Regions from separate parts of the Homo sapiens genome. Here all the other regions are linked to region 3. The links are chromatin loops, found by intact Hi-C in ENCODE. Cell type or tissue: endothelial cell of umbilical vein. All regions are shown on one strand. Region 1 overlaps NEDD4L (NEDD4 like E3 ubiquitin protein ligase). Region 2 has its middle 78 kb from the start of ATP8B1. Region 3 overlaps NEDD4L (NEDD4 like E3 ubiquitin protein ligase). Region 4 holds the start of LINC01897 (long intergenic non-protein coding RNA 1897).

Region 1 (8,000 bases), 99 kb after region 3:
TGGGGTAGGGTAAATCTTGAGATTTATGGTAAGTAGATACTGGAAAATATCTGTCCATCGTGAAGCATACACTTTTCACATGCTGGGCAAGAGCCAGCTCTATTATTTTAAGGTGTAATACTGCTCAAATTTGGGGTAAATTGGATAGAAATAAAATAGCCTTACTTGCTATTATCAGACTCACACTTGGTTATTTTTCTGATGTCACGACCAAAAAAAAGTTCAACAGCAATGGAGCAGAAGCTGAAAGAGAAGGATAATCTGCTCTTAGGGAGTTTGAACAAGAGGCAATTAATAAAGGATTAAGCTAAGTAAAACCACAGCAGAACACGTAACTGCAGCATGTTGAACACTGAAAACCAGAGGGGCAATTAGGTAGGAAAAACCCACAGTGGGTAAAACACTCACTGGGTCAATGAACAACAGTAGGAACTTCGCGAGGCTAATCCCTTGTGGACAGACCTCTTTCTAGAAGAGAAGCAAGGAAAGCAGACTCCAGCCCTTAGACAGAGCATGCAGGGACGTCTGGTAATTCGACTGACCGCACAGTCCTAAGAATCACCCAGCGAATTCCATTTTACTAATGTGTAAAGGTGGGATGAGGTGACCTGCAGACAACTCACCTCCAAATACTGACAGCTCAGAAGAAACCACAGCCTCCACACTGACCAAAATCACGATCAGGAGGTCCTTCAGGACACCCCCAGGAAGACTGCCTGGAGACTCCCTCACACAGACCCTCCTAAGTCTCCGGGGTCTGCTTTTTTCTCCCATTTCTTCATTCAACAAGTTGTCACTGGCACCACTACATGTCTGGCATGGTTGTTTTAGGCACCTGAGATATGCCAGTGAAGAAAACAGACAAAACGCTCTACCTCTGCGGAGCCTACATTTTACCAAGGGGAGACAGGTAGCAAACAATCCAGAATAAATTACTAAAGTTCACAGTGTTAGAAGATGATAAAAACTAAAGAGACAAGAAGCACAGCAAGGAGGACTGATGTGGGGACGTGGAGGCAGATACAGGCTGCAGGGTAGGCAGCTTTCTGATTTTGTGATATCTGTGAGTAGCCACTTGAAGGAAATTAATATCGTTCACTGGAGAGGCAGACTCTAACAAAAATATAACAATTGCATATTTGACAAAGATCAGGTTTTTTTTTTTAACGGATGGCTTGGTTGATTTGATCTAGGGTAACACAGCGGCATCACAGAGGGCATGCGCTCTGGAGTCTGACACACCCTGGTTTGTTTTCTAGCTCTGCCATGTGCAACTAAAAACAACTGGATGTCATCTCTGTCAGCTGTAGCAGTGAGGCCTCATGAGATGAGAGGTTTGTACACCCTCTAGCACAGTGCCCAGCACTTGGTGAGCCGAGGCTATTAGCACTGCTCAGACTTAAGACCACAGTAGGTCCCAAAGCCTTCCCTGTCCCCAGGCACAACACAGGAACTCATGCCCCTGCTCACTTGAGAAGCTCAGAAAAGACAGAAAAGCTTTAAGAAATTTAGGAAGTAATAGAATGGTCTCATGACTGTGTTGCTCTGCATATGCGTTCACATTCGTCCCTCCCCCTCAGTATTTATCCTTTAGTTGCAAAACATCATTTGCCAGGCCTGGTTTGATGGATTACTATAATCAATTTTGACTTGGGGGTCAGGGGAGAAAACATAGAGCTCTGCTATTGGAGGTCACTTAATTTAACACAATTGCATTTGGCAAATGACAAAGCTGGGAGATAAAGGGCACTTTTGCCTTCAATGGTGCAGCCTCAAGTTCAGGCCTTTACTTCTAAGTCTAAACTACTATACCTCTTAGAGGGCAGAATAATTAATTCTCTCTGAGGATATTCCATAGGCGTGGATATTCCTAGTTTCCAATATTGATTAGATGAGAAGAGACTTGAGTATCTTTGATGAGTGGAAATATTTTTTTCCAGGAAATATCCATTCATTCTGCTCCAAGATCAATGGCCACTTACCCTTCTATACATAAGAGTTTATAGCTTTCTATGATAATGATGTTTCTAAAGATTTCTAAAGGTTGGTTTTCTTGTTTTCTTTTAACCACTAACCTAGTGTCAGCCGCAACTTCCATATTAACTGCAAGTAGACACACTGGAAAATGTTAGGAGATACCATGGCAGAAGAAAACAAAACTGTGCTGTTTTATAAAAGATCATCCACCCATGTAATTGTGATGGCCTTACCCTGATTTCTTTATGTCCCTCAACACTACTACTAATTCTATTATCAGTTGACTTGGCTATTATGGGTCTCCTCCACCAGGCTGAAGTTCCCTGCAAGCAGAGAGGTAGGTGGTCACAGATGGCTGTGCAGGCCACTGGCTCCGGACCTAATAATGTGCCCTTGGCCTCTTCTATTTGCACTGGTATCTCGAGCAGTGGTCCCTGATGGGCTTGGTACATATTTGCTGAATAAATGAATTTCACCTTAAGGTTGGGAGGCCACTTAGACTCTAACTGGTGCATTTGCCATTTGGGAGCTTGCAAGCTGTATTTTACCTTGCCCACACTTCTCCCCTTTCTTAAAAAATAAGAAGCAAAGCCAAATATAGATGTGCGCAAGCATAACAAAAAGGAAATTTAATTGTGAAGCGGATAAAACCCAGCATCAGGCAGATGAAGCGGCTGGGGCTGCTCCCTGCCCAAGGCGGGACAGTGGGTTCCCCGCCCACATTGCTGAGCTGAATCTCACTGTTGAGTTTCTGGGGTTTTTTCCCTAACCTGGTTATTGCTAAACTGAGATGCTGGCTTTGTCATCAAAGCTTTCAGTTCTGTGTCATGCTCAAGATCAACTTTTAATGGCAATATCTCTAAAAAGGGATAAATGCATCATCTCTCCAGGGACCTGCAGTTCCACACGGGTGACAGGGCCCTGACTGTGTCTTGTCTTCTCATTCTCTTCCCCCCCAATACCCCTTTCTCTCTGACATTTGTACTCTTCAGCTTTCATAATATTTCAAGCTAAGTGACTTTTTTTTCCAGACACAGAGCATTCCTCTGCCATACACACAGAGAAACCACTCACCTGGAGTGGGTGGCCCCTATCAATAAACAAATAATTTAAAGAAAATAAATTTTTTTAAACCAAAATTAAGGGGCATTTTCCCAATCTGATCACCATCCTCATTCAGACCAATGCTTCAAGACTGTTAAAGTACATATTTAAATATAAATAAACAAATCAAGTGAAAACAAAAGTAACAGGAAAAGAACAATCTGACTTAAGGAAAAAATGTAGCTCAACAAAAACAGACAAGTGAAAGGGAGAAGGAGTGCCCCTCAATGTCTAGCACAAGAGACACTTAGGAAATATTTGGTAACTGACTAAAAGAATAAAGAGAAGACAACTTGTTTTCAAGTAATGAACAGGACAAGTGACTTAAATAGCCTTTTGAATGAGTTAAGCTAAATAGTTATACAAATATAATACCACACAGGACGGTGCCCAAAGAGAACAAATTCCTTTCAGATAGATCACTCACTGATTAACCTCAGGTACAGTTATGGCCCTGAAAACCTCAACAAAACAGGGCAAGAGAGAAAAAGTGGAGTATATCAAAATGCCTTAAAGCCTGCCACGCCATTTCCTCTAATGAAGTTAGAGACTTCCTTCCAGTGTCAAGCCTGTCAACTCAGCATGGCAGATCTCGGCCAAAATAAACTCCTGGACCCAGTTAATTGAGCTAAAAGGAGTCAAACCCCAGCACTGGCAAAGGCTCAAAGATCACACCCCCAGGACTCTCAATGGCTTCTGCCCAAGAATCTATGACCAAATGACCTCTGATAACGTGACAGGGTTTCCAGTCACTGACCTTAGTCAGAGGAGGCTGTTTATAATTGCATGTGATCCTCTTGCCTGCTGCAGGCCAGATGAGTAATCGTGAAGTGAACAAGACAGCTTACATCACTGAAAGCGGTGCGTTTTCCATGTATTCTACGGAACTCCACTGAGTCCACTGGACTCCCGGATCTCTATTTCCACTTAGTCTGAAGGGCAGGGGGCTCTTGGCAGGAAGCGCCCAAGTCCTCCCTGTGGCCCCTGTGGGAGGGAATCTGGGTACCGCCTGCCCACATCCCACTGCCCACCTGTGCTCCTGGGTACTGAGAAAACCTGGCCAGGCACAGAGGAAGCACAAATATTTACTGTAGACGAGGGTGTGTCGAGTGACCCTTGGGGAATTCTGGGCCACTGGGAACGCAGTCAAGATAGACTCAGAAAACAGCAGAGAACATGTGCTTCTGCCATTGCCCTGAAGGCCAACGGCCTCTGAAACCTCCGTGATTCAAGGTGAGCGAGTGGCAGGCTCACTTCAAGCCCACCTGTAGAAAGGAAAGCCCCGTCTATGTTACTAGCACACTACATCATATTTAACTCAAAGCACATAAGAAGGAAAAGATTTCCATCAAGGTGAAAGAAACGATATGAAAATGGCTTCACATGAAAACTGACTTGGTAAAACCCTAAGAAGTACAGGCTGAAAAAATAAACATTGCCTGGAATGAAACATAAAAATCCCAAACAACCCTCCCATCCCAACAGAACCGTCAAGACCACAAAAGCTCCTGTCCCATCACTTGCCTTAATAAGTACATAGAGCCCCCCACCATCACCACATCCACCAAACAAACCACTTTGGAATAAAACTTCTACACTCAAGTAGCAGAATTCATATAATTTCATACCTGCCTTCATTTTATATCTTTTCATTATATTCCACAGTGCCAAGAAAATGTCCCAAATGTGTCGTTTTAAATCAACATTTAGTTGCAATACAGGACTCCAGAAAACCTTCATTTAACTTAAAAAGGCAAATTTTCATAAAAACAATAGGAATGAAAAAGGTTAAGGCATAACATCTGTAACTAATACAGATGTTTACTTCCTCTTAACTAAATAAAAAGCATTTCTTCCTCTCTTCTTGACTTCCATCTTACTAGATTCCCACAAGAATTAAAGTTCACCTTGTATTCCTTACAGACATTAAAAAAGGTTTAAAAAAAAAAAAAAAAGGTCAGCACCCACCACTGTGGCATTCTTTCTCTTCCTGGTCATTGCTAATGAAACTCACTCACCAGCCTGGGGCCAGCACAAACATACTTTAAAATCCCACTTCCCTTATAGAGTTATTTGCTTCCTTTTGTTTCTTTCACTGGCAATATCTCATTCAAACATGTGTAAAGTACTTTTCAATGTGAAATAAGTATTAAAGAATAAACATTAAAGAATAGCTATGAAATAAGTACTAAAGAATAACTCAGATTTGACTGTAGGCTTTGATATTTCATATTGTTGATACATTTTTATTGTCTTTAGAATTCCGGCCATCTTAACACTTAATGACATCAGAAATACTTTACTGAAAGTAACCCGGCTCATTAATACGAAGGTGTGGCCTGCACTCAAATTTATTTCAAGCTTTGCCAACATATGGATACACTATAACCAGTTAACTAACAGTTTATGAATCACCATGAAATGAGACAGTAAAGAAACAAAAATCACATGTTAATCATTCAGCATATTCACATGTATGAGTAGGAAGGGTGGGAAAATGATAGAAAACCTGAGGGAAAAACTCAGTTGAATATGTTCTGGGCTTTGACTTTTGTTTTCTCAAACAAAAAATATAATAAAATTTAGTCTAAATCATGTAAGCCAAATTACTCATACCGAGGAAGAGAAAGATTTCTGTTGCTACCAACCAAAAATTCAGATATAAGCCATGAATTATTCTCCAAGCAAACTATTTTATGACCTAAGATGGTATTTTACTTGAAACAAAGGAGAGCTGGTATCTCCCTCTTCTCCAGGAGGTTTCTAAGTCAGAAATACTGAGACTCGAAACAGAACAGGAAGGAAAACACAATTCTTTCCTCCTCAACCTGTGATTTCTAAAACAGAAAACCTCATTCATAGAACTTCAGCGGTCTCTGTTTTCCATTATTTTCAAAAATAAAAGTATTATTGCTTTGGTTTTTGGAAGAAAAGCTGTACATTTTTCTAAACAGTCAAGAAAGTTAAGAAGCAAAGAACAGGGGACCAGAATTCTGATCCCAATTCTTTTCAAGGCTCATTCTTTGCCTATCATTCTTTTTATGCATAAGGAGGGTAAAATTGACCAATTATAGCTAACTGTGAACACCAAAAAGCATTTAAAATTGAAAATCTTGGTACATGCTAGAACTATGCCGCTGACATAAAAACAGTATTAAACCAACATCAAACTCACACCAAGAACAGATGTTATGCATTCATATAGCAAACATACAGTGGTGTCTTTGTTCTTACCTATACTTTTCCTCAAAGCTGCTGAAAAACAAGGCTGGAAAGTGTTCAGCTGGACTAGCGCTGCTGGAAATCTACCTTGGTGACCCTCCGGCTCCCTGGCCTCGTCTTCCTCCTTCCCAGTTTTAAAGCAGTGCCCGTACACACCTCTGCTGATACCGGGGGAATACCAGCAAGTTTTAACACAACTGAGAAGGAATGCGCCCAGCTCGCTACTTATACTGATGATTCACTTCAATGACAGGTAGAAAGAAATGCTTGTTGGTGGAAAAGGGGGTTGCGTCAAGCTCCACCTCCTACCATAAGGTTAAGTAGCTCCACCCAGCTCAGCAATTAGCTTACATCATCACCCGGGGCCTTATCTCCAGGTTCCCTGCAGTTGTTCCTGCAGCATCTTCAAGTGAAGTTCTCAGTGGGCTTCCACACAGGATGGGCAATAACAGAGGTCATGAGGTTTTGTGGATGACTCTATGTCTGGCGGGGCTGTTTTGCTTATTTAAAGCCAGATCAGAGATTTTGGCATTTCCAACAGTAGAGGTCAGCCCTTCACCCTGCCACAAACTAACTCAGCTTCTACATTCTGAGGTTCTGGCCCTCGAGGCCCCACACTCGGCAGATGGGAACACAACTTCCTGGCCCTCCAAAAGCTTATTGTCTTGAAGAGGGGAAAAAAACAGGAACAAAAATAACTATGATACAAACTACAGCCCCCAAAAGAATCAATAGTCAGATGAGAGACAGCCCCGCCCTGTAAATCTGCAGTCTGTACTGTGCATCCCAGTTTTCAGATCCCAGTTGTGTGCCCTTAGGTGTAAATCAGGGCCTTGAAGGTGCCAGCAGAGCTCTACCCTGGGACCCAGCAGCACCATGTCCTCGTTTGAGGGGTAGTCTGGCAACCTGACCACCCTTACTCTACAGAAATTCCAAGAGCAAGTCAAACATGTGCTCTCTGCCTGCGATGGGCACTATGCTACTTCTCTTTCCTCTTGCTGGAAGAAGTCACACCCTACTCTCCAACCCATGCAGCCCTCCACCCCAGCAGATGCGGCTCTAATAGGAAGTGTCCCCAGTTGTAGCAAACAGCTAACTTTCTATATGCACTCAAATGTGGTGGCATGCTCACTCGCGAAGTGTTCCTGGCATCTCAGCTGAGAAACCCTGTAAACTAGACTTGCAGTTCCCCCCAGCGTTCAAACGCTGGGATTTCCAGAGGTGGGGGGAAGATGAACGGATCACCCCTTGAGGCTGGGAGGACTGCTGAAGGCTTAGAGGAGCAAGTGGGCACCAGGGTTCAGCTAGAAACATTCACCCTCCTGGAGACAGGGGGACAGTGCCAACCATTCTCAGTCTTTTTTTTTTTGAGATAGGGTCTCACTCTGTCACCCAGGCTGGAGTGCAGTGGCACGATCTCACTACAGTCTCTGCCTCTGGGGTTTAAGCAATTCTTGTGCCTCAGCCTCCTGAATAGCTGGGACCACAGGTGTGAGCCACCACGCTCCACTAATTTTTGTATTTTTGGGGTTTTGCCATGTTGCCAAGGCTGGTCTGGAACTCCTGGCCTCAAGTGATCCACCCATCTCGGCCTCCCAAAGTGCTGGGATTACAGGCATGAGCCATCGTGCCCAGCCCGTTTTCAGTCAAATTCTTAAAACAAGAGGAACATCTCAAGTTTTCAGTCTTCAGCAGTT
Region 2 (8,000 bases), 440 kb after region 3:
GTAGATATGTTCCAATAAAACTTCGTTTATAAAAACAGGCAGCGAGCCAGATTCTCCCATAGGCTATAGTTTGTCAACCCCTGTGTAAGTGAGCAACTTTATTTTGGTTCACAGTTCTGTCATATAACACATCGGCTTCTACCTTCCTTTGCTCAACAAATCAGATAAGCAACTTTTCTTTGTTTCCATCTAAATCACTGATAAAACTGTTGAACAAGACAAATCACACCCATTAGGATGGCTATTTCACACCCAGTAGGATGGCTATTCTGAAAAAGAGAAAATAAGAAAACAATAAGTGTTGGCAAGGATGTGGAAAAATTAGAACCCTTGTGCATTGCTAGTGGGAATGCAGAATGGTGCAGTCACTGAGGAAAACAGTATGGTAGTTTCTCAAAAAAATTCAACACAGAATTATCAGGTGCTATATTTCTGGGTATACACCCAAAAGAATTGAAAGCAGGGACTGGAACAGATATTTGTATATTAATATTCTTTGCAGCATTACTCACAATAGCCAAAAGCCAGAAGCAACCCAAATGTCCATCAAAGAATGAATGGATAAACAAAATGTGGTGTATACTGCTATGATTTTGATGTGATTTATCCCTACCTAAAACTCATGTTGAAATTTGATTCCCAACATGGCAGTGTTGGGAGGTGGAGCCTAGTGGGAGGTGTTTGGTTCATGGGTCCCCATCGTCACGAATAGATTAATGTTGTCTCACTCACAGGTATGAGAGAGAGCTCTCACCTGCTCAGGAATGGATTAGCTCCTGGAAGTGGGAGTTCTTTTTTTTTTTTTTTTTTTTAGATGGAGTCTTGCTCTGTCACCTAGGCTGGAGTGCAATGGTGCGATCTCGGCTCACTGCAACCTCCAAGCGATCCTCCTGCCTTAGCCTCCTGAATAGCTGGGACTACAGGTGTGTGCCACCATGCCTGGCTAATTTTTGTTTTTTTGTATTTTTAGTAGAGATAGGGTTTCACCATATTGGCCAGGCTGCTCTTGAACTCCTGACCTCATGCTTCAGCCTCGCAAAGTGCTGAGATTACAGGCGTGAGCCACTGTGCCCGGCCTGGGAGTTCTTATAAAGTGATATCACTGCTCTTGTGATATTGAACACACCTGCTCCCGCTTTGACCTTCTGCCATGTTATAACACAGCATGGAAGCCATCACCAAAAATCAGCACCATGCCCTTGAACTTCCTGATCTGTAGAACTATGAGCTAAATAAACCTCTTTTTAGAATAAATTACCCAGAATCAGGTATTCTGTTATAACACTAAACACATTAAGACATACATACAGTGGAATACTATTCGCCTTAAAAATGAACAACCATTTTTTTTTTTTGCTTAAACAACAGAGACTTTTTTTTAAGTTTATGGATACATAATAGATGTACATATTTTTGGAGTACATGTCTATATACATTATATATTATATATACACATTATATGCAGTCATATAATGTGTAAAGATCAAATCAGGGTAATTGGCACATTCACCACTTTAAATATTTATCTTTTCTTTTTTTTTTTTTTTTTTTTTGAGATGGAGTCTCGTTCTGTCACCTAGGCTGGAGTGCAGTGGCAATCTTGGCTCACTGCAAGCTCCACCTCCCGGGTTCATGCCATTCTTCTACCTCAGCCTCCCGAGTAGCTGGGACTACAGGCACCGGCCACCAGGCCCAGCTAATTTTTTTGTATTTTTAGTAGAGACGGGGTTTCACCGTGTTAGCCAGGATGGCCTCGATCTCTTGACCTCGTGATCTGCCTGCCTCGGCCTCCCAAAGTGCTGGGATTACAGGCGTGAGCCACTGCAACAGGCCTTATCTTTTCTTTATGCTAGGAACACTTGAATTATTCTCTTACAGCTATTTTGAAATATACAACAGATTATTGTTAAGTATCATCACCCTACTGCTCTATTGAACACTAAGCCTTACTTCTTCTATTTAACTAAACATTCGTACCAATTAATCAACTTCTCTTCATCCCCATCTTTCTCCTACTCTTTCCAGCATTTGGTAACCACCAATCTACTCTCTGTCTTTATGACATCCAGGATTTTTAGTTCCCATATATGTGTAAGAACATGCCACACTTGCTTTTCTGTGCTTGGCTTATTTCACTGAACATAATGACCTCCAGTTCCTTCAATGTGGCTGCAAAGGACAGGATTTCTTTTTTTTATGGCTAATATCCCATTGTGTGGAATATATACAATATAAATAATAACTCCTTACATATATACCACATTTAGGAGTGACATTTTGATATATGCCACATGGATGAATCTTGAAGACATGCTGAGTGAAATCCCCCAGATTTAAAAAGACAAATATTGCATGATTCCCTTTATAAGGGGTACCTAGAATAGAAAAGGTAAATTCATAGAGTCAGAGACACAAAGTAGAACAGAAGTTACCAAGGACTGGGAGGAGAGGAGAATGGGGAGTTGTTGGTTTATGGGTACCGTGTTTCCATCTGAGAAGATGAAAAGGGTTTGTAGATAAACTGTAGTGATGGTTGCACAATAACGTGAATGTACACAGTGCCACAGAGCTGCACGTTTAAAAGGGGTTATTTTTATGTATATTTGACCACAATTAAAAACAATAAAAACCAAAAGAGCCTGAAGGCCAGCCTCCAAGGATCTCCCTCCAGCTGTCATCAATACCTGAGACCATACACTTCAAATACAATCACCAGCACAGAGCTGGTGATAGAAAATTGTGAATAAAAATAACTGAACCTGATGTCAGCTTCTCATCTATAGCATCTTTCCTATCATTCACAGGAGATCATAATAGATCTCATAAATGCTTTAGCATGTCTACTCACTTATTAGCTCATCGATTACTCTACCTGCTTTGTCACCTGTAGAGGAAGGAACTGAGTTTCACTTTGTCATTCTAGAAAAGATGAGTTGATGGAGGCCTCAGGACCTGCCCCGCAGCAGCACGCAGGCTGCACATCAGGGCGTGGTTAGGAGCTGCTGTGTCTCGGGTCACCTGCAGCTTCTTGACCTGAACACAGAGCTGAGGTCTGCTGGGGCCCCTCATGACATGTATACCAATCAGCAAGGCCCTGTTCTTCCATGATTTTGCTGACCTCTGTGCATACGTTGCAAAATGTTCACGACATAGCAGACCATTAAGACAGCTATGCAGGCAGTGAAGGGAGCTGTCCCTGTGGTGTGGCGCTCCCTCTCGTGGTGAATGAGGGAAAGTTCAGACAGACAAGAATTGCACACTTCCATCTGCGTTTGGCATTTTTGTAACACAGTTAAGTTTGTCCTGTAATTTTCATGTTGTAACTATAACTCTAATGAAGACTTTTGCCTGTTAATCTGGAAATAACTAGGCCTAAGATTAACCAGAAAGAAAGAGAGAGGGAGGGAGTGAGGAAGGAAGGAAAAAAAGAACAAAGAAAGAAAAGAGAATTTTTAAAAAAGAAAAATTATGATGTTTTTCTTCTTTTTAGTTTTCGGTTTCCAAGACAGTGTTCTATGGAGGTTAAAATTCTCTTATGACATAGATTTATTAAGGTACAAAATTAATTTCCTTTTGTTCCATATACCAGCCCCCTTTTATTATTATCCCACAAAATTCCATAATACAGTATTTCTTATATCACCACAAAGAAAAAGGGACCTTTCTTTTAATCTAAAATGGAGGCGTACCAGCCTGGGAAACATAGGGAGATTCCATCTCTACAGAAAATAATTTAAAAATTAGCTGGGCATGATGGTGTACACCTGTGGTCCCAGCTACTTGGGAGGCTGATATGGGAGGATCACTTCTGCCTGGGAGGTTGAGGCTGCAGTGAGCCATGATGGCACCACTGCACTCCAGCCTGGGTGACAGAGTGTGCCCCTGTCTAAACTAAAATATAAAATAAAGTAGAATAATAATATTAAAATTAAAATGGATAACTACAACAACAGATACCCTTTAAAGGCAGTTTTTCATCTAGACACCCTATAAAGGCTTGAGTATTTTTCTCTTAAAAAAAAAAAGTGACTGGGCCGGGTGGGGTGGCTCACATCTGTAATCCTAGCACTTTGGGAGGCCGAGGTGGGTGGATCACTTGAGGTCAGGAGTTCAAAACCAGTCTGACCAACACAGTGAAACCCTGTCTCTACTAAAAATACAAAAAAAATTAGCCGGGAATGGTGGTGGGTGCCTGTAATGCCAGGTACTCAGGAGGCTGAGGCAGGAGAATTGCTTGAACCCAGCAGGCAGAGGTTGCAGTGAACCAAGGTTGTGCCACTGCACTCCAGCCTGGGCAACAGAGCAAGACTCATCTGAAAAAAAAAAAAAAAGACTGACTCAATATTTTTTGAGGTCACAAACTTGAGAAATAATAAAAAACTATGGACCCCATCCCTTTTTATGCCCCTAACATGTCATAAACATACAAAAATGACAAAAAAAAACTGTGTTGCAAATTGTATACAAAAAAATTGTGTGAAGAAATGTACACATAATTCCAGGAGATTTAGCCTCCCTCGAATCCATTCATGGATCTTGAATTTCAGGATAAAAATCCAAAAGGGACCCAACATTCCCTTCAGAATGGAAGTGTGTGGAGCCCAGGAGACTGGAGCACACTCCTTTCCTCAGGTGCCTGTAGCCAGGCCTGAGTTGGAGATGGAATAAGGACTCTGCATGGGAGAGCAGCTTACTGTTGTTAAGGGAGCTTGGGGCTTTATCTCATGGTCCCTCACAACTACCTAGTGCAGTCAGTAGGGAAAGAACCACTCATTGTGGGTTGACAGTCACTAGGGGAAATGTTAGAGAAAGGCAGGCAGAAAACAAAGACTTTGTCACAAAAAGCAAACCGTTATAAAGTATTTGCCTCTCTCCTCAACATCCGTGAAGTCATCCATCTATTTTCTGAAGGCCATGGGAAAGGAAATTGTATCAGTCTGTTCTCATGCTGCTAATAAAGATATACCTGAGACTGCGTAATTTATAAAGAAAAAGAGGTTTAATGGGCTCACAGTTCCATGTGGTTGACGAGCCCTCACAATCATGGTGGAAGGGAAAGGAGCAAAGTCACATCTTACATGGTGGCAGGCAAAAGAGAGAGCATGTGCAGGGAAACTTCCCTTTATAAAACCATCAGATCTCATGAGACTTATTCACTATCATGAGAACAGCATGGGAAAAAACTGCCCTCATGATTCAATTACCTCCCACTGGGTCCCTCCTGTGACACGTGGGGATTATGGGAGCTACAGTTGGAGATTTGGGTGGGGACACAGCCAAACCATATCAGGAATAATGATAGAAATTGTCTTATCATGCCTGTAGGAACCAATGACATTCATTGAGACTATATCCTTTCAGTGTAGTCATTGAGCTATACTTACACACGTGTTTGTGGGGACAACTCTTTGAGAGGCTAGCAACTGAACACCAGGTCTTTCCCTAAACTAATGGGTGTGCTATCAGTTGGCAGGATATCCACCCTACCAACAGTATCATCATCTTTCCACCATCCCTAAGCATGCCCACGTCAACTCCAGCAGCTGGGACTGCCCCATGATGCCTTACTATGCTGTCCTGCAGTGACTGGTTATACATCTGTATTCCTCAGTGGTGCTCTAGCAAGGCAGAGACCACCCTACCATACTCCATGCATAGCACAGTACCTGACACACAATCTCATTTTCAAACTCTACTCAGGAAACTTCCATATTAGTCTACATTCTCCCAAGAAGCAGATGCCAAAAATATTAAAAGGGGAAGTGCCTCTGTGAGAAAAAAATTAGGGACGGAGTTGGGTAAATATGGCAGTGCTGCTGAACTGTGATACAAGTCTAACCATGAGTGAAGGAGAATGAGAGAGAAGGTTGGATGGAAGATTCTTAGAACACCATGCAGGGCCGGGCATGGGGGCTCACACCTGTAATCCAGCACTTTGGGAGGCAGATCACCTGAGGTCAGGAGTTTGAGACCAGCCTGGCCAACATGGTGAAACCCCATCTCTACTAAAAATACAAAATGTAACTTGGTGTGGTGGAGGATGCCTGTAATCCCAGCAGGAGGCTGAGGCAGAAGAATTGCTTGAAGCTGGGAGGTAGAGGTTGTAGTGAGCAGAGATCATGCCACTGCACTTCAGTCTGGGTGACAGAGTGAGACTCTGTTTCCAAAAACAAACAAACAAAGAAACAGAACATGCAGTCTAAAGAAGGCTCACCAAAGTCAGGTGATGGGGAGTTGGTGGTGGTCCTTGAGCCAAAGTCAACCATCTGAAGAGCGTGTGGCCCTGAATGAAGCTTAGGCCTTAGCATTCTTGCCACCCTCATTTGTTGGCTGAGAGCAGTGAATAGTCAGTGTGACCTTGGTTCAGACATGCAGTTGGAGTTCTGTGAGTTCATCTGTGTGGCCATCACGTCTTCTATCCTGCTAACTCATTGCAATTCTCCAGCTTCATTGTGATCACCAGTCTACTAATTTCACCACTTTTACCGGATCCATTGTTCCTCTGTGTCTTCATTTTTCTTCTAACCCTTGTTTTGGAGCCCTTCCCTAGAATGTCTGCATCGCAGGCACCCTGAACTCTGTGAGCCTTCTCTCAGGTGCCCACCTGGTCTAGTAGCCACTAGTAGATGTTTATTGCCATATCCTCCTTCCTCAAAGATCCCTCATTTTGTTCATGGCATTCACTGTCTTATCCTAAGCCATTAGTTCTCAAGCTTTGCCGTGCATCAGAATTGCTTGGGGGGCTTGTTAAAATACTGACTGTAGGGCCCCACCCCCCAGAATTTCTGATATAATAGATCTAGAGTGAGGCCCAAGAATTTGAATTTTAAACAAACAAGTTCCCAGGTGAGGCGGATGCTGCCGGTCCAAAAATCACACTTTGAGAACCACTGGTCTAAATCCATCCTAGAAATCCCTTGGTGCTTGCCAATGACTGATTCAGGAGGACCAGACTGAAGCCACCAGCACATGGCATTCCCATGGTAACTGTTAATGCCTGAAGGAAATGCCCTGTCTTCCCTGGCTGGTGAGAGCATGAGAGGGTTTCCCTCTCTTTTGCTCCACATGAATGAGGAAGCGGGTAGAGGTAGACTGACTGCCCCCAGCCACTGCATCACAAGAGCAGGGTGCAAGCCACGAGAAGCAGCCAATTCCATAGACAGCCAAGTAGAGGGAAAAAGAACCTGAGTCCTTGATGAACTCACGGGGCCACTGAATCAACAACCCTGGAGCTTGACCTACGTCTGAACCTTCTTTTAAGTTCAATAATTCATTTTCTTATTGTTGAAGGTGGCTTGAGAGAGGTTTTCTGTTACTCACAATGAAAAACATCCTAATTGATACACCTAGGAAACACCAAACCCTGATCTAGCTCTACTGTTTCTTGACTCTACCCACACCTAAACAGATGAATACTTTTAAAAAATCATACAAACCAATCCAACTTGGTTTACTTCAAAATTATGACCACAACTCTCACATGACACCTAGGAATGTCTGTCACTCCACTTACAATTCCTGAAAACATTCCCCTCTTACTTTCTGGGATGCTTATTCCACACTTCCTTAAAGACATATGAAATCTAATCATGTTTATCACCCTCACCTGCCCCCCCCACCACCCATCTCAGCCAACAGCATTGCCCAATATATCATAGAAAGGTGGACAGTCAAAAAAGAACCATTCCATCCCTACCATCGCATCTATCACCTTACCTGGGCTTGTACCTGCAAAATCCACCTTCTCTCTTGGTAGGGATGAAGGCCACTCCTCCACTTGTGCTTTGAGTTTCAATCTCCTTCTGCTCTCAAGAACTCTGCCCTTGCAAATATCCCCTTCATTCATGCCATATTGATTGTCCCCTCAACCAAATTATTCCCATTGGCAAATAAACATGATTTGATTTCATATGTCTTTAAAAAGTATTCTCTCTTGATTCACTCCAGCCACTCCCTCTTTTGCCTGCCCACTTTCCACCTCCCATGGGCTCTTGAACCCT
Region 3 (8,000 bases):
AAGGCAGGAGAATCGCTTGAACCTGGGAGGCGGAGGTTGCAGTGAGCCGAGATGGTGCCACTGTGGGTGACAGAGTGAGACTCTGTCTCAAACAACAACAGAAAAAGAACTGCATTTTTCCCTTGTTGCTCTAGACTAGTGAAGAGCCAGCAAGTTATACCTTTTGTTTTAGTTTCTGGGACACTGCCACCAAAGATGGTTTCTCTTTTAAATCACTTTATTGAGGTCTAATCAACACATTAAAAAGCTGTTCATGTTTAACGTACACCTCTTGATGAGTGTGGGGACATGTCTACACCTGTGGAGCCATCAAAAAAATAGTATATATTTTAAAATGTATGAAGTGTTTTCTCAAGAATTCCCTCGTTAGTTTCACAACTCTGTGAGGCAGAGAAAGTAGCAATTATCCCTATTTGTCCCCAAAATACAAACTCTAATCTGCATGATCCTTATTTATGAAGTTGAATATTTTTCCATATACATATTAGCTATCAGGATTTTTTCCTTTGTGAGTTGCTCCTGGCCACTTTTCTGCAGAGGTCGCATGAGGATCTACCTTTTCAGTACTCCTTTCTCATGCTGTTGAGCAAAGGTAGGTAATGGTGCTTTGCTTAGGATATTGCTACCAAGATTCTTCTAGTCACTACATGTAACCAAGCCCAAGGTGGGTCCAAATTCATTTTTACTACAAATAGCTACAATGGATTACAATAATTCTAATAGCTATGGGCATTAATCAAAAGGAAATAGTAAGCAATAATATAAAAAACAAAAAGAATCAACCAAGCTATTTCCATGGGAAAAAACTTTAACAAAAGATAGTTCAGCATTACCCAGCTGATCTGATATTTTTGCTGTCCTGAGACCATTTTGCTGTCCTGAGCTAATGCCCGTGCTGGGTAGTCTAAAGCTGATCACGAACAGCTGACATTCACGAGAACCCACCTGGGGGCTCAGAGAAGACAGGCTATTCGTTGTTCCAGATTCTGCAAGCTTTATCTCTAAATTAAACAAAACCTAGACCAGAAAACTTGGCCACCCTCCCCACCCACAGTCATATGTGGAGTATCTTTACAATTTCTAAAGATAAAAGGTTTTTAAGAACATGATACCTCATACTGCTTGTTGTCTAAAATGTATCATTAGCCACTTTCTTTCAGAGTTCGAGTAGACAAGAAAATTATACTACCCAGTAGACTTGCTTTTATTACATACTGAAAGTTGTATAGTTCATTGATAATTTCCTCCTTGTCTTGGCTGCTAGGCAGCTCATAATTTCTAGGATAAAATTCCTTTTCCTTAAGACTTTCTTTTTGCCCTTCGATGTATTATCAATAGACTTAGATCTTGCTGTATAAAATGATTTAAAAACAAGCTGCTACAAAACCATTTTTAAAGTCCATGAGTTTTAACCAGTGTTTATTTGCTATCAATCAAACCACAAATTGCTGAGGGAACAAAACAGGAATTGGTTTACTGCATCCCTGAGGCTGGTGAGGGATTAAAATACACAGTAATTACTAATTCTGATTTTGCAACTCTCCCATGTGTTTCTGATTATATTAAGGGGCTCAAATTTCCTTAAAGAAAAAAAAATTTTTGAGGTTTCCAAATCAATGCATTGAAGAGAGTAAACATCCAAAAACTTAGAGAAAACAGAAAATTGCAAAGCCAATTTGCTTGCCGGTTCTGTTCTGGGTCAGTTGGGAGAGAAAGGTGAAGAAGAAAACAATATAATCAACAAATGTAAAATAAGTCTAAGAAAAACAACCTCTGCTTTGTATTTCAGGAATCGACATAAAAGAAGACATAGAAAATAAATCAGCTCATATTGAAAACAGCAGCATGTGACTCAAAGGCAATCGCTTACAATATACAAGTTCTGACTGCTCTTGCATGCTTTACGTAAATGGAGAGGAATCTCGTACCACACCACCATCTGCTCTTATAGACATATGATTTATTTCCCAGCCTTGTCCCAAAGGGCCGCCATATTTGTCCCTAGCTGTGCAGTGCACGTGCACGTGTTCCTGACCATCACACGGTACTCACATCAGGCTTGGTCTGTGCCACTGAGTGGTCCGGTTGTTGTGGTTGACATAGTAAGTTCGGCCTAAATTGTCCACTTTTTCTTCCCACCCGGGAGGCAGAGGAGGAGGAGGAAGTTCCTCTTGGTGCTGAGAAGCCGAGTCATTTGAGTCAACAACTTCCCATCCATGCTGCGGAATAAAGTTAAAGGGACGATTATGAGGTTGGTTCTTCGGCTGTGAGTAAGAGGTCATCACAGCATGCCCTGCATGCCCTTCTCCTTGCTCTGGGGCTCTCTGGCTCTAGCCATGGCTTCGGGGCCACATTTGAGTAAATTCCCAAATGAAGGCCAAAAAAATATATATATATCAATTCTAGAAAGGCCTCAAAAATCTTCTGAGTAATGGCCAATTAATTGTGCTGCCCTCTAAGATGACTACATTGCAGGACAACACAATTTGGATCTGCACAGTCGGTGACACTACTTAAGTCACATCATACTCTTTCCATACGTCATGTTTGTTATTTTGACTGGAGGGCCTCCAAGGCTGTACAAAGCCCTGCCAATGATGTGCGTCACAGTACAGCTGCCATCTTTTCAACACCTCTATGAGGTAAAGGGAGCAGGGAAGATGAGCTGCGCTGCACCTGTGTTCTAACAGAACTCATGGCACAGGGGACCAGAGGCCCAGAGTCCTGTTGCTCCCCAGGGAGGTGGGCTTTGAGAGAGAAGCCTCCTCTTTGCATCCCAAACAACCGCAGGAGCCAGGAGTCTGGAAGCTGCTGCCTTCTACTCAGGCCCTCTACACTGGCTGTGTCCACACCAACGGGTTTCATGGTACCAAAATTCGAGTTCCATTTTTACAGCACGTATTTTAGGCATTACGTATTCCCTTCCTAACATCCTCTGCTAAAATCACTGGAAAATTAAGTAATTCACTGGTTACTGCGGTTGGAAGGCAAGAAGAGTGTAAAAAATTCCTTGGATTTGAGATGAAAATCTGTTGACATGCTTATGAAATGTTAACATTCATAAATTTCTATCACCCACATTATTCCTCTTCATGTATATAGAGAGATGAAGGCTTGTAAATGAAATAATGCCTGGAAATATGATCTCTCAGGCGGAGGAGTGTTCGGGTAACTTCTCCACACACATTATTCACATATCACATATATGCAACAGCTGCAAACAGATGTGAGAATAAGCCCTAGAGAGGTCTCGTTTAATGGACACTTTGAGAATATGAGAATTTGCCTAACAAAACAGCACTGGCCGAGGTGTGTGCTGAAAAGGTACGATAGGACCCACAGCATCAGTCTGTGACAAGGTAAATACAGGCGGCTCTGTCAGGAAGGAAAAAAGGGACATTCCTCTGGTCAGCTCGTTGCAGAATGGCATTTCTAGAGGAGGGTTTTTCTACTGCAGGCTGTCACCTGTGGCCAAATGAGTAAGAAACTTGAAAAAAAAGTGATTTTCTAAATTCCTCCACCCACTTTGAAGCGACCTCAATGGCTAAAAAGAATTTACAAAGAGTTGCAAGTCCATAGCAATAATAGGATTCAATGTGTGAGGAGACTTTCACAGAGCTGTGGGGCTAAAATTGGGGAATAGGCATGGCATTGTCTAAAGAGAAATCTCTCCGAGGATTGGTGTTGTAACATAAAAAGTTCATCTTTAACCAAAACAAATAACTGCACTGGTAGACTATCAATGACCAATTTGCGGACATATGTACTTTTTTTTATATTTAAGCTTTCTAAACTTTTATTTCCTTCAATTATAAAGTTTGAAAGCAAAACATGAATATGATCTCAAGGCAAGGAGAGAGGCCTGACGCCCTCCACGTACCTCCATGTCATCCCTCTGGTCACTGTTTTCTTCATCTTGACCTCCATTTTTTGGCATATAGGCCATTTTCAATCGCAAAAATCCCTTAACTCGAGACTTATGACTGCACACATAATGGAAGAAAATTGGTTAGAAGGGTTGTGACTTCAAAGGACACTTAAAATCGTCTTCAGCAAAAGCCAACCACCACAGCACGCAGGGCAGGCATCCCCACCCACCCATACCCACAGCACACAGGGCAGGCATCCCCACCCACCCATACCCACAGCACACAGGGCAGGCATCCCCACCCACCCATACCCACAGCACACAGGGCAGGCATCCCCACCTATACCCACAGCACGCAGGGCAGGCATCCCCACCCACCCACACCCACGGCACGCAGGGCAGGCATCCCCACCCACCCATACCCACAGCATGCAGGGCAGGCATCCCCACCCACCCACACCCACGGCACGCAGGGCAGGCATCCCCACCCACCCATATCCACAGCACGCAAGGCAGGCATCCCCACCTATACCCACAGCATGCAAGGCAGGCCTCCCCACCCACCCATATCCACAGCACGCAAGGCAGGCATCCCCACCTACACCCACAGCATGCAAGGCAGGCATCCCCACCCACCCATATCCACAGCACGCAAGGCAGGCATCCCCACCTATACCCACAGCACGCAGGGCAGGCATCCCCACAGCATGCAGGGCAGGCATCCCCACCCACCCACACCACAGCAAGCAAGGCAGACATCCCCACCCACCCATATCCACAGCACGCAGGGCAGGCATCCCCACCTATACCTACAGCATGCAGGGCAGGCATCCCCACCCACCCATACCCACAAGCCTCACCTTCTTGGTCTGAGGAGAAAGTCCTTAAATGTATAGGGTCGCTCCATGGTTGGATCTTCTGTCTGTGGGGAAAAAACAGTAAATTAAATTTTAATATTCCTAATAATTTCATGTTTTAGATACAGGCAACTGGATTACAGAGAATATATTTTGAATTTTAGAATGTGGCACCGCTGAATGTGTTTCTTCACTTGGTACCTGACAGTCCACGGAACTGATCTACTAGAGATCCACTAGATGTCACTATCCACACCGGGTTTTAGGAGCCAGCCCCAGCCACAGACAAATGACAAAATTACAGCTGTCATTGCCAAGTAAAATTTCTAACTGCAGGGTGTGGCCTCAGTCTCACAGAGCTGATTCACTTCGGAGAACCAGCGGTCACCAGTGCCTTGCTATATGCCTGTGACTCGAGACACATATGGGTGGAGTAAACAGAAGAATATACAAGATTTAATCTTTGAGGGAAACTTTGTTTTTTGTATTAAAATCTCACAACATCAGCCTAAGAGAATTGAAAGACTATCTCCTGCACAGAGATCACCCCAGGAAGCAGCACCGATCAACCTTCTGCTGAGGTTCAGTTCATGAAGCTATGAGTACAAGTGGAGTATTTGTTCATTTTTAAAGAAATCAGTGTTCATTTGATTGTGTGAAGTTCATTGTGAAGTTCCTACCAAAGCAGGAAATTGGATAAATAAGTGTGACTATTTCATTAATCTTTAAATACTATATATTCAGTAAAACCTCAAATACCTAGACCCTTCAATTAAACACAATTTCAAATACTTTTATAGCAAGAGATAAACCAGTCCAGTGATTTACTGTATCAGGTTTGTGTGCGCGTGCATGCACACACATGTATGTACGTATGCACTGCTATTTGAAATGTTATCTGTTTATGTCATTCTCTGCTTTAAACTCTCAATGGGTTCCTACTCCTCTCATAATAAACTGAAAATTCTTTCCTATGACTTAGAAGACCAACTATAATCTGGCCTTGAATCAACTTTAACCTCATTGGGAACCAGTCTCTCTCTTCCTTCCTTGTACTCCCAACCATCCTGTCCTCATCTGCCATGGATGCAGATTATATGTACTGCAGTAGGGCCCATGCACAGGCAGGTCCCTCTGCTGGACAGCTGACTCTGGATGGCATGGCTGTTTCCACTTTGCCATCCAAGTGTGAGATCCCAGGTCTCATCCTTTAGAGTTCCCACCATCAGCCACCCTTATCACCCCCCATCCTATCGTCCTGCTGTATCTTCCTCATATCACTTTCTGAAAGTACCTGTTCATTTGTTGACATACTAGTTTATTATCCATCACTTCCAGAATGTAAGCCCATGAGAACAGAGACTTGAATTTGCTCACCATTGGATCACCGGTGCCAAGAACATTGCCTGGCACCAAGTAGGTACTCACGTAAGCACTCAATTCATCTGATCTGTAGTAAACTATGGAGGCTCTCAAAATTCACTATCATTGAATGAAGTAAATTATATTTTCTAGACTGTTCTTATGAGGCAGTAATAAACATACATTTTGAAAATATTTTCTACCAAAAGGTTTGTAAATATATATAAGGAAATAAATGGATAATTTATTAAGAAAACTATTGCTGGTTTTCCTTCCTTTTTTCATTTATTAAACCAACATTTATTTATTTAATTTAGAGACAGGGTCTTCTGCTGTCCAGGCTGGAGTATAGGGGCACAATCATAGCTCACTGCAGCCTCAACTTCCTGGGCTCAAGTGATCCTCCCACCTCAGCCTCCCAAGTAGCTGGGACCACAGGTGTGTGCCACTATGCCTGGCTAATATTTTTATTTTTTATAGACATGGGGGTCTTCCTATGTTGCCCAGGCTGGTCTCAAACTCCTGAGCTCAAGACGTCCTCCTGCCTTGGCCTCCCAAAGTGCTGGGATTACAGGTATAAGCCACCATGCCCTGCCAACCAACAAATAATTTGAGAGCAATATTATGTCAACGACATGTGGATACAACATGGTATAGCAGTCCTTATGGTTACAATTACAAGGGAAGAGCCATCATGTCAACAATCCACTAGAAGCTAAGGCAGAACAAATTCACTGACACAGAGAGGTTACATTCTGTGAGACTTGGGGTACAGGGAACAGACGGACTCTGACTTGGAAATCAAAATGGTTTTGGATGTGGAGTTCAATACAATACAGGGTGATGGGAAGGCTTTGAGAGGTAGAGAACAGGGAGAAAGGACAGTTTAAACATAGGAAATCAAACAGTATGACAAAGCCTACAGGATCACCAGTGGGCATGAGCAATCTAGGAGCAGCAGAGAACATGCAAGAGAGTGAAGAGGGAAAACCACGGAGCTTAGAGGGACTCTGAACCTGAGTCTGTCCATACCCTATGCAGCTTAAATGACTGATATCACACAGGTCAAAAGGCAGATCTCCTAGGTTTGCATCCTGGCTTTGTTACTTACAGAGCCAAGTGGCTAAGGGCAAGTTCCTTATCTCTCTTGGCCTCAGTGTCCTCATCTATAAAATGGGGCAGTAACCATAACTTACAGGGCTGTTGTGAGGATCAAACCAATCAACTGAGTTGGTTTCTATAAAGTTCTCAAGGGCACCTGGCACACTCAACAAACACTAGCCATGTTCATTGGCCAATTCTACACGTTCATATCATTTGTCAGTACTGCCAACTCAATGCCAAGCAGTAACAGGTAGGGCATTAAAATCAAAGTTCACGTTCATTGAAATTCTCTAGCCTGAATTAGAAGATGATCTTATAGATAACTACAAGATTCTTCTTGGCATTCATCCAGGTTCCAATCTGATCCTGTTCCCTGGAGCAGAGCTGAGTGGAGCCTCCCAGGATGGCTTTGAGGGTGCTCCTGGTGGAAAGCCATCTTAAACACACTGCTGCAAACAGTGCTATTAGCCACAATAGCCACAATGCTGCCCCCGTTCCAGGGTAAAAGCATTCAGAAGAAAATCTGGATACTCAGTACTTTCATCTTGAAAGAGAGTAGTTGCTTTCAGCCTAGGTGCATTCACTATGGAATAGAGTGAGATAAAGGATTCTGCAGGCAAATGGAAGGAGAGGGCCCTGCTGGGTCCCTAGACTCGAAACTTGTATGCAACCACTGCAAGCACCTAAGCCTTGGGCGAATCCACCCCATGCCCACACCCTTGACCACATCACAGGCTCACAATGATGCTGGAGAGCCAGGGTCAGATCCAGCACCACCAATGACCTGCTTATTGCTGGGCAAGTCCCCT
Region 4 (8,000 bases), 360 kb after region 3:
GTTTTATTTGTTTGTTTGCATTTTCTTCTGCTCCTTACATCATCTCTTTCATTATAATTACTTCCCACTATTTGGTTATTAGGGATCATGAGTTTAAAATGATCAATTGTACAACTTTTACTGACTGTACCCATTATTTCTCCCACAATTTTTATAATGCTGGCAGGTTTTTTAAAAAGTCAGCTACAATTTACATAAAATAAAGCGCATAAATATTCAGCATATAGCTCAATGAATTGTAAAAATCAAGGTATAGGCTGGGCACGCCTGTAATCCCAGCAAGTTGGAAGGCCAAAGTGGGAGGATCACTTGAGTCCAAGAGTTTGAAGCCAGCCTGGGCAACATAGCAAGACCCTGTCTCTACAAAAAATTTAAAAATAATAATAATTAGCCAGATGATGTGGTGCATGCCTGTAGTCCCAACTACTTGGGAGGCTGAAGCCAGAGAGTCGCTTGAACTCAGGAGATCGAGGTTGCAGTAAGCTGTGATCGTGCCACTGCTCTCCATCCTAAATGAGACCCTGTCTCCCAAAAAGAAAAAAATAAAATAAAAATAAAAGGATATACAACATTTACATTATTCCACAGATTTCCTGTAATCCAGGATATACAACATTTACATTACTCCACAGACTTCCTGTAATCCATCCCAACAAATATTTCCCTTCTAAGTATAACCCCTGTGTTGACACCATGAATTCATTTTGTCTGTTCTTGAACTTTGTATAAATGAAATAATGGAGTATTGATGTGCACTTTTGGGTCTGGCTTTTTCATTCAGCATTTCTGCAAAATTTGTTCATATTAATTCACCTATCAGTCTTTTTGTGTACTTTTTGCTAAGTAATATTTTATTGTATGAATATATCACAAGTTATTTTTCCATTCACCTATTAATATTACACCTGTCTTGTTTCTGGGTTTTAGCCACTATGAATAAAACTGCTGTGAACCTTCTCATACATATTTGTAATTGTTTCTAGAGTTTTAATTCCACCTTTTTAAAACCTGAAAGATAATTTTTAAAACAATGATTTTCTGAACTATTTTATTGATGTCTGTCTACACAATTGTGTGTTGTGTCCCACACTGTTGTTTTGGGTTCACATTATTCTCTGCTGACGTGTCTCCTTTAATAGGGAATATTGGTGGCTGGTGCATTCCTGCTGTCTTAGTTTTGTCTTCCTTCTTGAATAATAACTTGAAAAATCATTTATATTACCCTCAACACTGTGAAGATACCACCTCATGGTCTTCTAGCTTCTGTTATTGCTGATGAGAAATATATGGGGCTGTTTAATTCCTATTCCCTTTTAGCTAATCTGACTGCTATTTCTCTCTGGTAGCTTCTAAGATTTTCTCTCTGGAATTTTTATTCAGCTGTTTCATTATGTTATTTCTAGGTGTGGTTTTATTTTTATTTAACCTTCTGGCATGGGGAGAATACTTTTGATCTAAGGACATATTTGTGGTGATGGAACATTCTCAGCCATCTTCTCCTCAAATATTTCTTGTTATTTCTTTTCACAATTCTCTTCATTATTCCCTTTATTGCCTGATAAAATTTCTATTAGGTATGTAAGTTCTTCATTTATTACTCTGTAGATCTTAAATATATATATATATTAAATAGTTTAATATTTTATTACTGCAATCATGTAGAATGAATTTATCTTTTGACTGTTGATTTTGTTGGATGCCTTTCTTAATTGTTTTTGTATGTTTTAGAATTTTGGCTTATTTCTCCCTCTCTCTCTCTCTCTCTCTCTCTCTCTCCCTCTCCCTCTCCCTCTCTCATTTCCCCTCACTCCCCTTTCACAGTTGACTTCACCACAGGCCCAGGTCTTGTATTGAGGACAAGGAAATACTGCCCCATAATGCTGTTGAGAATATTTAAGAGCAGTCAGGAAACCCTTTGTAGCTTGGCTTTATTGCAGCAAGTGTGTATGTGCTATTTATACTGGCCTATTTTTATATTTTTGTTTTGTTTTTATATTTTCATGTGTTTTTATATGTTTTTATGTTTTGTTATATTGCAGCAAAGAGGAGGACCTGAACTTCCAAGGCCAACTTGACTGGAAACCCTCTAGTCTTTAATCCATAGAAACCTGACTTCTGTGCCCCCCATGCCTAGAAAACTACTTTTAAAAAGAACATTAGTGGTCACCACGTTGGTAAAGTATTAATAAATAAACATGTTTTAGTTCTAATCATACTTGGCTTTTGGCATGCTTCCTGACTACACTGCATCCCCCCAAATGCTCTGTTATCTTGGCTCCCACAATAGCACACACTTTTTATTTTTAAAAGGTTGTAAAATACACAAAACATAAAACTTATTATCATAACCATCTTTAAGTGCACAGACCAGTGGCATTCCGTACATCCCCACTGCTGTGTGGCCATAACCCATCACCACCATGTGTCTCCAGAACTCTTTTTATCTTGCAAAATTGAAACTCAATACCTGTTAAACCACAATTCCCCATTCCCTGCTGCCCCCTGCCTCTGGCAGCCACCATTCTACTTTCTGTTTCTTTTTTCCAAGACTGGGTCTCCCTCTGTTGCTCATGCTGAAGTGCAGTGGTGTGATCACAGCTCACTGCAACCTCGAACAATCCTCCTGCCTCAAGCAATCCTTCTGCCTCAGCTTCCTGAGTAGCTGAGACTACAGGCATGCACTACTACACCTGGCTAAGGTTTTTAGTTTTTTTTTTTTGGCAGAGATGGGGGTCTCACTATGTTGCCTAGGCTGGTCTTGAACTCTTGGCCTCAAGTGATTCTCAACCTTGATCTCCCAAAGTGCTGGGATTACAGGCATGAGCCACCGCAACTGGTGTCTACTTTCTGTGAGTTTGACTATTCTAGATGTCTCCTATGAGTGGACTTATACAGTATTTGTCCTTTTGTGACTGGCTTTTCACTTAGTGTAATGTCCTCAAGGCTCACCTGTGTGATAACACATCTTTCTACTGACTTCTTTCCAGTCCCCCTGCTGACTTCTTTCTAGTCCCCTCTTTGTTCATCCATGTCTTCATATTGGTCTTCCTCAGCGTTCCCTCCCGGACCCTGTTCTGTCTTCATCATCCCTACCCCTGGGTAATCTTCACTCTCATGGTGTCAGTTACCATCTCCATGGAGGGAATGGGCCTGTGTTTCTAGCCCAGACCTCTCCCCTAGCTCCAAGCTTTGCATCTCCAATTGTCTGTAGGACACTTTTTCTTGAATGGTTTGTAGGCACCTCCAGATCAGCATGTCCCAAGTTCAATTCCTCATATCTTTTTTCCCCCATAAATAAACTACTCCTTCTCTAGGTTTCCTATCTCATTAATTGACACCACCATCTACTCCAACCCAATCTACAAATAAAGATGTCATCTGTGACTCCTTTCTGCCTCCCTTCCCATCCCCTCCAGAGTAAGCCAGTCAATTCCCATTTCATAAACATCCCTGCATCTAACCCATTCTCTCCAAATCTATTGCATATAACCTACAACAGACTACCACTTTTCTAGCCTGAAAAACAGCCTTCCACCTGGCTTCTGTGCCTCCAAATCTTACGCCTCCCTAATTTATTCTCCAAACTGATACTTCTCAAATGCAAATCTGTAATTCTTTTCTGCTTAAAACCTTCAGTGGCTTCTCATTGCCTTTGACAAAATAGCCAAACTTCTCGGCCTGGCTCCTCTCGGCCAACCACGAACCCATCTGCAATTCGTGTTCCAAAAATGAAACACCCTAAAACAATGAAGTCCACTATTTCTTTCCGGGGTCAAGAGAAGAGCTTAGAAGACAAATTCTAGGAGATGATGCCCTCATTCCTTTAGGAAGGCAAACAATTGGATGATAACTAATTAGCATACATGTACTGGTAAAGTCAGCACGTGACCTGGTGAGCTGGCACCAAGATGAGCTGGTGAGCTGGCACCACGGGGCCTGTGGTGCCTTACACATGAACACGCAGCCTGACAGGAGCTGCAGTCTTAGGTATGATGTGAGAAGGATTGCCCCCTTCTGGCTGTGATTCTGAATGTCCCTGAGTTTTTCTGTTCCCTAGCATGATTAACTCACTGGGACATCTTTATTAGAGCTGGATCCATGGTTACAGTTTATAAAGCAATGAGAACAAATTTGAAATATTAATAATGTCCATTCCAGGAAAAAAAAATTAACCACTTTAAGAATCGGAGGGGGAGGGAAGTAATTTTCTACCTCATTGCATGGGTTTGGAGTATAGCTGAGAGCTATTTGGTATGAATACAAGGGGAAGGTTTGTGGAAGATATTTCAGAATGATTCGATGATGAGGCAGCCTGGCTGAGGCTCTGGAGAGCTGGTTTAAAGATGAAAACAAAATGAAAAAAGAAAAATTATTTTTACATAATCTTTTTTTAAAATGGGGATTTTAAAACAGCAAAGTTTTGGGGTGTTTTTTGTTTGTTTGTTTTGTTTTGCCTGGTTTTAGGTTACCTATTCCTTTTAGAAGCTGTAGAAAGATTTTTACCCTGGAGAGGCTCAAATGCAAAGCTAGATCAAATTTTCTATAATTTCGAGGTATCTGTGGCGTCTTTGGAGCTGTTTTATAAATTCACAGGACTCATGAGCTTCAGGTTAAGAACCTCTGTCTGGGAGTTCAGTGAGAAATAAAAGGATGGAGTCTATTTGGGGAGGATCATAAACACTTTTTTTTTTCTTTCAAAGACAGGGTCTTTCTCTGTTGCCCAGGCTGGAGTGCAGTGGCATGATCATAGTTCACTGTAGCCTCACCTCCTGAGCTCAAGTGAGTCTCCTGCCTCAGCCTCCCAAGTAGTTAGATTACATGCATACACCACCATGCCTAGCTAATTATTTTTAATTTTTTTTGTAGATATAGGGTCTCACTATATTGCCCAGGCTGGTCTCAAACTCCTGGGCTCAAGTGGTCCTCCTGCCTTGGCCTCCCAAGCTGCTGGGATTATAGGCATGAGCCACCGTGCCTGGCCCATAAACACTTTTTAAGAGTAAAGCTAAGCCAAACAACCGAGAAAGGACACAAACATGAATTTTTAATGTAGGGATTGCAGCCAAGAGGACAATAGCAGCTGTCCCAGAGTGTCATGAAGATGTTTGCAGAGTATCTCCCAAATGGGAGGCTGATTATATTTAAATTACAAAGGTTTTGCTCTTTTTGGTTAAAAAAACTTCATGCCTTGAATTTGGTTACCAGCTCAGAAAGGTAGGATGAGCTGGGGTGGGAAATGAAACATTGAGAAGTTTGGCCGAGCACGGTGGCTCACACCTGTAATCCCAACGCTTTGGGAGGCCAATGTGGGCAGATCGCCTGACCTCAGGAGTTCAAGATCAGCCTGGCCAACATGGAAAAGCCCCGTCTCTACTAAAAACACAAAAATTAGCCAGGTGTGGTGGCACATGCCTGTAGTCCCAGCTACTCAGAAGGCTGAGGCAGGAGAATCACTTTAATCCAGGAGGCAGAGGTTGCAGTGAGCTGAGATAACGCCACTGCATCCCAGCCTAGGCGACAGAGCAAGACTGTATCTCAAAAAAAAGAAAGAAAGAGAGAAAGAAAGAAAGAGAGCAAGATTGAGAAGTTAAATTCAACTATTCTTACAGGAAAAGTCCAACACTTCCATTTACTTATGGTTGTTGTAATGAAGTGTTGTAATGAAGACAGGACCACATTTGACAATAGATCCTAATATAATTAGGACTTCAATTAAGTAATGAAATGATTACCATTGCCTGGGGCACTTATGCTGGACAGAAAGATGATGCTGCATTGAAACATAATATGGGACAAAAAGAATTCTGGAAAATGTGACCTTCGGGTTTGACATATTTTGACATGCTTACCTTACAAAATTATTTTTCATGAATATTGATAAAATATTCACACCTCCTTTGTGGAAAAAGTCACTGCGATGAGCTTTCATGTGTGCAGTGTTCTTTAGCTAGGGGCATCAGCACACTTTTAGAGTCTAAGGGTTTTTCTTATCTTTCTTGCACCACGATTTCTGCATTTGTAAAAGAGGAACTCATAGAAGCTCAGGTTTGTAGGCAGCCTTGAAAAGTCACCTAATCAGTCTTTAGGCAAGTTCCCCGCAGAAGCAACTCTGACATCCTTGGATGATGCACCCAATCTCAATCAATCCACTGAGATTCTAGAACTGGAGATGTCCACTCTTAATATTGACTCAGGGTCTTCAAAAGATGTGCCAGTGCCCATAAGCTCTGTCCATGGGCGTCATTCTGATCTAACTGCTGCCTCACCTACTGCTTGTCTTCTCTTTGTGACTCCAGACTGAACTGTGATACTGGCCCTTGCACTTGACCTCCCCGAATACCAGCCCCTCTCCTTGTGTTATCTGGTGTCCTAATCAGGCCTTGACTATGAAACTCTTCTTGCCCACCAGTATCCCTTCAGCCCTTGCCATCTCAGTGCCCACCAGCCTGGCTTCCAGTTGCCAGCCCCTGCCTCTTTGCCTGGGATGTCCTCTGGCTGTCAGAGCCTGCTGTGCTCCAGCCTACATGGCACAAGTGCCAAGGAATCAATCACCCCAAGGAATCAATTAATCCCAGAGCACTGACGGGAGTGGTTGATAATTACCCCAGCCTCCTTACCTTTCCCAGGGAACCACTGTTAGGCACATGCTCTGTACTGTTTCCCAGAGTTCTCCAGCAGTATTAAGCTCCACTGGTATATACACTGGTGTCTTTTTAAATAAACTCACCCCTTGTTGCCTGCCCTCTCTTCCCTGTCTTACTTCCACATCACCCAATCTGTGTTTCCTTGGCTCGCCTCCAAGGATCCAAGTTTATTGCAATATTGTTTGCATAACAATAAATGCAATAAACTATCGAAATAAACTTGCATTCAAACTCTTATCTCAGAATTTTTCTCTGGGAACAAAAACTAAGACAGGAATCTCAGACTTACCATATTCAAAACAATCCTGAGCCCTTCTTTGCCCCTCTATCTTCCTTCCGTTCCACACATACCCACACCCTAACTCTTTCTTTCCCAGTTTTCCCCATCTTAGCTAATGCTCCAGCCAGCTCCCCAGTTGGGCAGGCTACAAACCTAGGAGTCATCTTTAGTTCTCTTTCCCTCTCATATCCTACATTCGACCTATCAGCAAGTCCTATTGGCTCTATCCCCTAAGATAAATCCTGAATTCAGCCACTCCTCATCAGCTTCACCGCCATAACCCTCATCCAAGTTACTGTAGCCTCATACCCTGACTGCTACAACTGTGCCCTGCTGTCTCCCCGCTGTACACTCACCCCTATGGCCCACATACAGCAGCCAGGGCAATCTTTGAAAGTATAAATAAATCCTGTTACTCTTCTGCTTAAAACCCTCAAAAAACTCCCCACTGCTACTAGAATAAATACTGAACTCATGGACAATCAGCTCCTGCCTTCTCTTCGCTCCCTGTCTTTTGTGACATTCCTAGTGATGGATTTGTATTTTTTCTTCCCATTGCTTGCACATGCCAAGCTAACTCTTGTTGTACTGTTGGGGTTTAGAAAATGATACCCCAGGCCAGGTGCAGTGGCTCATGCCTGTAATCCCAGCACTTTGGGAGGCTGAGATGGGAGGATTGCTTGAGCCTGGGAATTTGAAGCTGCAGTGAGTTGTTATGGGGCCACTGCACTCCAGCCTGGGCAACAGAGCAAGACCCTCTTCCTAAATGAAAAAAAAAAAGAAAAAAATAGATACCCCAAAATGTGTCAAATATGCCACTTTGGACTTCAAATTGAGTGCATCTGGGAAGCAGCAAATATGGTGGGGAGAGGAGGGTCTCCCTAAAGTTCCCCTATCTACCTAAATGCCAGATCCTCCAGAAGATATCCAATTATTGGGAATTCCTTCCCCAGATATCTCATCAACCGGATATCTTTGCAGGAAGAAGGACTAGAGTAGACTCCATAGCCAGAGCCCACGCTATTGCCTATTATTCAAGCCCATTCATCTCCCCTAAAAATCATTTGCTCTTCCTC

What was found. Peaks named below come from ENCODE experiments on the same cell type or tissue, not always from the same donor. Only the 100,000 strongest peaks of a DNase experiment are listed, where the experiment ranks them.
Region 1: it touches region 3 in a loop (6-fold over the local background); 10 of 110 quality-filtered maps call a loop at or near these places.
Region 2: a loop joins it to region 3, with 6 times the contacts of the local background. A loop is called at or near these places in 15 of 110 quality-filtered maps.
Region 4: a loop joins it to region 3, with 3 times the contacts of the local background. A loop is called at or near these places in 2 of 110 quality-filtered maps.

The regions. Positions count from the first base shown.
Region 1 is chr18:58,220,073-58,228,072 of GRCh38, reverse strand. All of the region lies in intron 2 of NEDD4L (NEDD4 like E3 ubiquitin protein ligase), which reads right to left. Among named protein-coding and RNA genes, the nearest start is that of NEDD4L, 180 kb to the right of the region's middle. RefSeq lists enhancers at 2,824-2,923, 4,143-4,736. In endothelial cell of umbilical vein, no CTCF peak of the experiment used is centred here; DNase peaks (open chromatin) are centred at 3,762 and 5,232; H3K27ac peaks cover 4,066 bases.
Region 2 is chr18:57,877,201-57,885,200 of GRCh38, reverse strand. No RefSeq gene overlaps it. Among named protein-coding and RNA genes, the nearest start is that of ATP8B1, 78 kb to the right of the region's middle. In endothelial cell of umbilical vein, a CTCF peak has its summit at 3,218 (motif pointing left); a DNase peak (open chromatin) is centred at 3,200.
Region 3 is chr18:58,319,215-58,327,214 of GRCh38, reverse strand. NEDD4L (NEDD4 like E3 ubiquitin protein ligase) reads right to left here. Exons shown (of 31, transcript NM_001144967.3): 7 at 4,729-4,790; 8 at 3,881-3,983; 9 at 2,053-2,219. Among named protein-coding and RNA genes, the nearest start is that of MIR122HG, 120 kb to the left of the region's middle. In endothelial cell of umbilical vein, a CTCF peak has its summit at 4,985 (motif pointing right); a DNase peak (open chromatin) is centred at 5,034; H3K27ac peaks cover 367 bases.
Region 4 is chr18:57,955,446-57,963,445 of GRCh38, reverse strand. LINC01897 (long intergenic non-protein coding RNA 1897) reads left to right here and starts at 1,819. Exons shown (of 2, transcript XR_007066389.1): 1 at 1,819-1,944; 2 at 2,040-2,210. In endothelial cell of umbilical vein, a CTCF peak has its summit at 4,012 (motif pointing left); a DNase peak (open chromatin) is centred at 3,995; H3K27me3 peaks cover 1,149 bases.